Linked DNA regions of Homo sapiens: region 1 is linked to region 2. Evidence: chromatin loops called from intact Hi-C (ENCODE). Cell type or tissue: Calu3. All regions are shown on one strand. Each heading gives the region's core, and the rest is flanking DNA. Links, peaks and the distances in the headings are about the cores only. Region 1 holds the start of LOC107985161 (a long non-coding RNA gene). Region 2 overlaps ROCK1 (Rho associated coiled-coil containing protein kinase 1).

Region 1 (2,924 bases), core at 206-2,705, 100 kb before region 2:
GAGGCGGTCACCACAGGTACTTGGGAGTTAGAGGACAGGACTTTGTAGGGTTGATCCGAGCCCCTGCTTGCCCGAGGCAGCAGTTCTTTCAGTGACCAGACGGTGCCAAATCGATGTTCCTTGCTTTCCAGATGAGCTTTTTGTTTTTAAGATTAAGGAGGCTGAGAAGGGTCTGCCCACAGTCACCAGCTTACGGTTTGCTGGCCTCTGTGCCTGCTTATCTACCTGGGTAGCACTGGGCAGGTGGTGCTTTGAGCCAAAGGTCCAAAGGCCGTTAGCATTTCTGGGGAAAATAGTGGCTGTTTTTCTGAGCCAGATCTCTAGATTTGGGTTTACATGGGGTCCTTTCATGGACTATCCTGAGTATCGGTGGTAAAATGTCTTGGGGCATACAAATTTGTCTGAATCTGACATACCACTGCTATCTTTCCAAGTGGTATTACAAGAAAAAAAATTTTGTGATGTGTTTGTTCTAACAGAAATGCCAAGGCTTTAAGATAAAGATAAGATGATAATGGGAAAAAAGAAAAACAAATATAAAGTCCTTTAGGGAGATGTTTTCATATCTCTCAGGCCAGCCTGACTCAATCTCAACTCCCTTCAGCCAAGATAACTTAATTATACCGTTTATTATTAATAATACAGTTTTATTATTACATGAAGTCCTCATTTTATACTCCTGGTTGCCTAAAATTTGCAGCTATTTTATTTTGCTTTTACATAATTTCATTCTGAGATAAAGAGTTTCTACCAATTTATCACTTATCCAGGAAAAGACTGTATAAAGGAAAAGACTACCATTTGTCCAGAAACAAAGTATGTTCTCTAAAAGAAGTCATCAAATTAAAGCTGAAGTGTGGAAGTAATAACATTGTTATCATGCTTCTCTTTGAAAACAGCTGGTTATCACACTTTAGAAAACCATGGGCCCAATGACTGTCTCAAAAGGAACACAGACCTTTGGCATCATTGTACCGGTGAGTACCTATCCCACCATACGGTGGCTGAGCTAGTGAAATCTATTTATATAACCCTGCTGGTGTTCTTCGTACATGTGTTAAACAATCAAGGTGAAATGGTATTACTATCAAAGATAGTCAACTGAGGAGAGGCAATTATAAGCAGCCAGAATCTGCGAAACAGCTATGACATTCACTCATTTTGCATTCAGGCTTGTTTTTCCGCCATTTCTTTTCCTATATGTGGCTATGCTACCACTAGATGGCAGTGCAATGGCATTCTGGTGGTCTTTAAACGAAGAGCCACGATACTGGCTTCAGGACTTCCCCTCAGCCTGGCTGAAAAGTAGAACTGAGACTTCCATTGCCTTCATCTATCCATCCATCCAACCATCCATCCATCCATCCATCCATCCATCCATCCATCCATCCATCCATCCATCCATCCATCCACTCATTCACCCAACAAATATTCATTGCCTTTAAAAATAACTCTTGATAATTATACAGTTGAGTTTAAAATGATATTGCCAGAATTGTATTAAAGTTGACTGAAAGAGACCAGAGAGAAAATGAACAGATTGAAGTACATTGTTTGTGCACCGTCGGTACAGGGTAGAAGTCCAAAAGTGGGTGCTAGGATGTTTCCAAGCACAAGGGATCAAGCATTAGGTTTGGTCTCAAATCAAGGAGGTAGTAAAGGGCTGAGGGAGCTTTGGGAGCCATTTCTTGGGATGGGATCAGAAATCTAAAGTAATTGAAGGTCAGAGTTTTGGAACCAGAGTAACAGATAGCCACCAGTCAGAAATACGGTGCTGTAAATGAATTTTGGTCGCTGATGTCCTTGTGGATCCAGGCAATTTTGTAGAATTCTCACACATATAGCTGCCAGCAGAGGCAATTTGGTACTCAGCTTGCCAATTCTTAAGCACGTACTATGAGTTTCCTTGTACACAGTCAAGGAGAGAAGCATCTGGTTCCTTTGCTTACATATTTGCTGCTTGTGTACTTCTTTCCTGTTCTGTTGTTTCTAGCCTATATTTCACCTGCATCTGTTAGAAGTTTTAACTTCTTTACGAAGAGAGCTTTATAAGACTACTCCTAAACTAAAAAGGGTCTGGGCATGGTGGCTCACACCTATAATTCCAGCACTTTGGGAGGGCAACATAGCAAGACCCCATCTCTACAAAAAATACTTAAAAATTAGCTGAGCATGGTGGTGCGTGCCTCTAGTCCCAGCTACTTGACAGGCTGAAGTGGGAGGATCACTTGAACCCAAGAAGAGGTTGCAGTGAGCCGTGATCCTGCTACTGCACTCCAGCCTGGGCAACAGAGTAAGACCCTGTCTCTAAAACAAAACAAAACAAAACAAAACAAAACACTACTGAGAGAAGTGGATTATTCTCCCCATCTGACTTCTTCAGTTCAAACTGCCTTCCACCAGAACATTAAAAAGGGCAAAATTTGCTATCCCCTAATGATCAAAAGTATGATTTTATTCTTTCAATATGTAGAGAGAACCACATAAAATTGAGAGGGTAGCTTTGTCGTCTAAGGTAATGGCTTTTAAATCTTTTAGAACCCAAACCTCAATCAGAAATATATATTACTTCACAACTGTGGCGGCCCCTGGCCTGTTTGCTCTCAAATCCTTTCCTATTCTGCTGCAATGTCATGGGTATGCTGATCCCAACAGGCTGTGTTTCTGAGGCTCTCATGTTGTTAAGTGATTACTGGCTGGGTCCTACTGATACGAGGCCCTGCCACAACGCTGGAGAGTGGGAAGAATGGAAAAGCTAGGATGATTCTCCTTGCCTTTCTCTGCCCGAGGTGCATCTCTGACAGTGGCTAAATCTCCTCCCTGGCTCCAGCTCCAGCCAGAAAGGCCCTCCTGTCATTAGATGAGTCCAGTTCTGGGATCTAACCACACTGCCTCCTCTCTTTGTCCCTCTAGTCGAAAAGGAT
Region 2 (2,924 bases), core at 198-2,697:
AAGTGATCCTCCTGCCTTGGCCTCCCAAAGTGCTGGGATTACAGGCATGAGCCACCTAGCCCATTTAACTGATTCTAAATGTATAGTTCTGTGGCATTAATCATTCACGTTGTTGTGCGACCATCAGTGATGTTTAAATGGCAAATGATTTGGCTTCTTTTGCATTCTCTATTCTGTTTGACTTCCTGAGATGTTTTAAATTCATTCTTAAGGCATTTCTTCTTTTTAAGTTCCTTCTCAGCTTCCTTGGTACTATTCTGTCTTTCTTCTCTGTGTCCTCCTCCACCATTTTTGCTCTGTGTACCTCTTTTTTTTCTTTCCTTTTTTTTTTTTTTTGAGACAGAGTCTTGCTCTGTCACCAGGCTGGAGTGCAGTGGTGCTATGTCGGCTCACTGCAACCTCCGCCTCCCGGGTTCAAGCGATTCTCCTGTCTCAGCCTCCTGAGTAGCTGGGACTACAGGTGCGCATCCCCATACCCGGCTAATTTTTTGTATTTTAGTAAAGAAGGGGTTTCTCCATGTTGGTCAGGCTGGTCTCAAACTCCGACCTCAGGTGATCCACCAGCCTCGGCCTCCCAAAGTACTGGGATTTCAGGTGTGAGCCACCATGCCCAGCCTGCTCTGTGTACCTGTTAAATGTTAGTGTTTCCCAGTGTTCTATTCTTCAGTCTTTCTCTACTCTCCCTGTTTATTCTTGTTGGATGATTGCATATGTTCTCATGGATTTAAGTGTGCTCTCATGACTCCCAAATCTGTATTGTAGTCCCAATCTCTCTGTTAAACCCAAACTTATATTCAGCTGCCATCTAGTTATTCATGAAATGATATCCCAAAGGACCTCAGATGTAGTGTGTCTGAAATATTTATCATCTCTCCAAATTATATTATCTGCCTTGGTTAATGAAGTCACTGTCTACTCACATCAACTTGAAGATCATATAATCATTTTCAACCCTTCCTGTTCCTCTTTCAATTATTCATCAGATTCTTTTGCCTCTAATGCCCCATTCCTGTTTACCCAGTTTTTCAGTCTTTTATCCTTTTATGCTTGTATTACCACAGTATCCTCCTAGTTGCTTTCATCTCCACCTGTCTCTTCTACTTTTAATTTATCATCTTTATCATTGCCAGACTACTAAAATAAAAACCAGTTATGCCACTTTCTCCCCCGCAGAAATTCCTGTGGTTCCAAATTATCAGAAGGTAAATTCTTCTCCTGGTATGTTATACCTTTAACATTCTCTCCCTGATCATCACAGCTTTGACTCCTTCTCCTTCATCTCCTTCTCACCTTTCCCAGTCCAGAACATTCTATCCTCATTCTCTGAATTCTCGTTGCTTTTCACCTCTAGATTGCCTTGCCCCACTTCTGTCTTATTCCTTCATAATTCTATTCTTCAAGGTTCAGCTCAAATTTCATCTTCTCTGTGAAGCCCCAAATAGCCTTTTCTCTATTTATGTAGTACCTACTTATAACACTTGATATCCTGTATTTACTTTTTCTACCTACTAACTAACTTCTGAACTCTGAGAGACAGGAAGTATTTTTTTTCTGCTTTCCTGCAGAAGAGGAGGCAGATTTAGAAATAAATAATTACAGTATAACAGCTAAATACATAATTTCTGTAATAGCACAAAGGAGGTTATGTAACATTTCCCCTCAGGGCACTGGGGAAGGCAGCACAAAGTAAGGGACATTTGAGGCAGTCTTAATGTAAGAATGTTCACATTCCAGCGGGAGAATAGAGCAGGTGCAAAGGCCCCATAGGGTAGAGTGAGCCTGGCTTATTTGGGAAATGGCTGGTAGCACACTGTGGCCTAAGCCCAGCTATGTATGTGTAGAGAAACAGGCTGGACAAAGGTATGATTGGAGACTGATTGGGAAGAGCCATTGTTTGTTGTACTAGATAATTTGGAACATTATTTACTTATTTATTGACTATAAATGTCCTGGGCAGCATTGACATGGGTATAGTAATGTCACACCAGTTAAACAGATTTTAACTGTATTTAATATCAGGTTGTTAAAATTCCCTAAGGAAATTCTGTTTTCATTTTCATAGCTGTGCTTAATTTTGATGAATTATTTCTTTATCAAGTGAAGAGAGATTGACAGACTGATTGATTTTTAGAGACAGGGTCCCACTCTGTCACCAGGGCTGTAGTGCAGTGGCAAAATCATAGATTACTGTAGCCTTGAGCTCCTGGGCTCAAGCGATCTTCCTGCCTCAGCCTCTCAAGTAGCTGGGACTGCAAGCATGCGGCACCACGCCCAGCTATTTTTTTTACTTTTATTTTTGTAGAGATAGGGTCTTGCTATGTTGTCTAGGCTGGTCTTGAACTCCTGGTTTCAAGTGATCCTCCTGTCTCGATCTCCCAAAGTGCTGGGATTGCAGTTGTGAGCCACAGCATCTGGCCTAAGGGACTTAGTTAAAACAACATTCTACTACATATACCAAAAACATTTTCTTTAAATGGTATATCCTCTCTTACCAAAGTTGGTCAGCAGTCTTTAGTACCAGTGGTCAGCCCATTTTAGAAGTAGTTTGATTTTCAGAAGCCCCAGTTTTGCTGCCATAGTTTTCAATGGATTTTGAGGGTGGGGTGGTGTTTCTCCAAAAATATGTCTGTTAGGTTTAGAATAATAACCATTTAGGTTTTGAAAATTTACCTAAAAATGAATGTTTCTTATAATAGTGTAACTGTCCTTTCCTAGTGCCATTAAATTCTCATACCTTATAATGTGTTACTTTTAATGGATTTAATCCTAAATGATGTTTTACACCTGACTCATATTTGTTAATTCAGATTTATCCAGAAAACTAAAGTTTGTAGTAGTGTTGAATAATTTTCTTTTGCTTCTGCTTTCACTTGAACTCTGTTGTGGCATAACACAATGGACCTCTACCTCCTCTTCCCCCTGCT

The links. Hi-C counts contacts between places; a loop is a spot of excess contacts. Peaks named below come from ENCODE experiments on the same cell type or tissue, not always from the same donor. Only the 100,000 strongest peaks of a DNase experiment are listed, where the experiment ranks them.
Region 1: it touches region 2 in a loop (5-fold over the local background); 2 of 110 quality-filtered maps call a loop at or near these places.

Annotation. Positions count from the first base shown.
Region 1 is chr18:21,178,104-21,181,027 of GRCh38, reverse strand. It overlaps LOC107985161 (a long non-coding RNA gene), which reads left to right and starts at 695. Exons shown (of 3, transcript XR_001753365.2): 1 at 695-816; 2 at 900-977. It also overlaps the pseudogene EXOGP1. In Calu3, for the core only: a CTCF peak has its summit at 1,209 (motif pointing right); a DNase peak (open chromatin) is centred at 1,247.
Region 2 is chr18:21,073,364-21,076,287 of GRCh38, reverse strand. The region is part of intron 1 of ROCK1 (Rho associated coiled-coil containing protein kinase 1); the gene reads left to right. Among named protein-coding and RNA genes, the nearest start is that of ROCK1, 37 kb to the left of the region's middle. In Calu3, for the core only: no CTCF peak of the experiment used is centred there; a DNase peak (open chromatin) is centred at 1,167.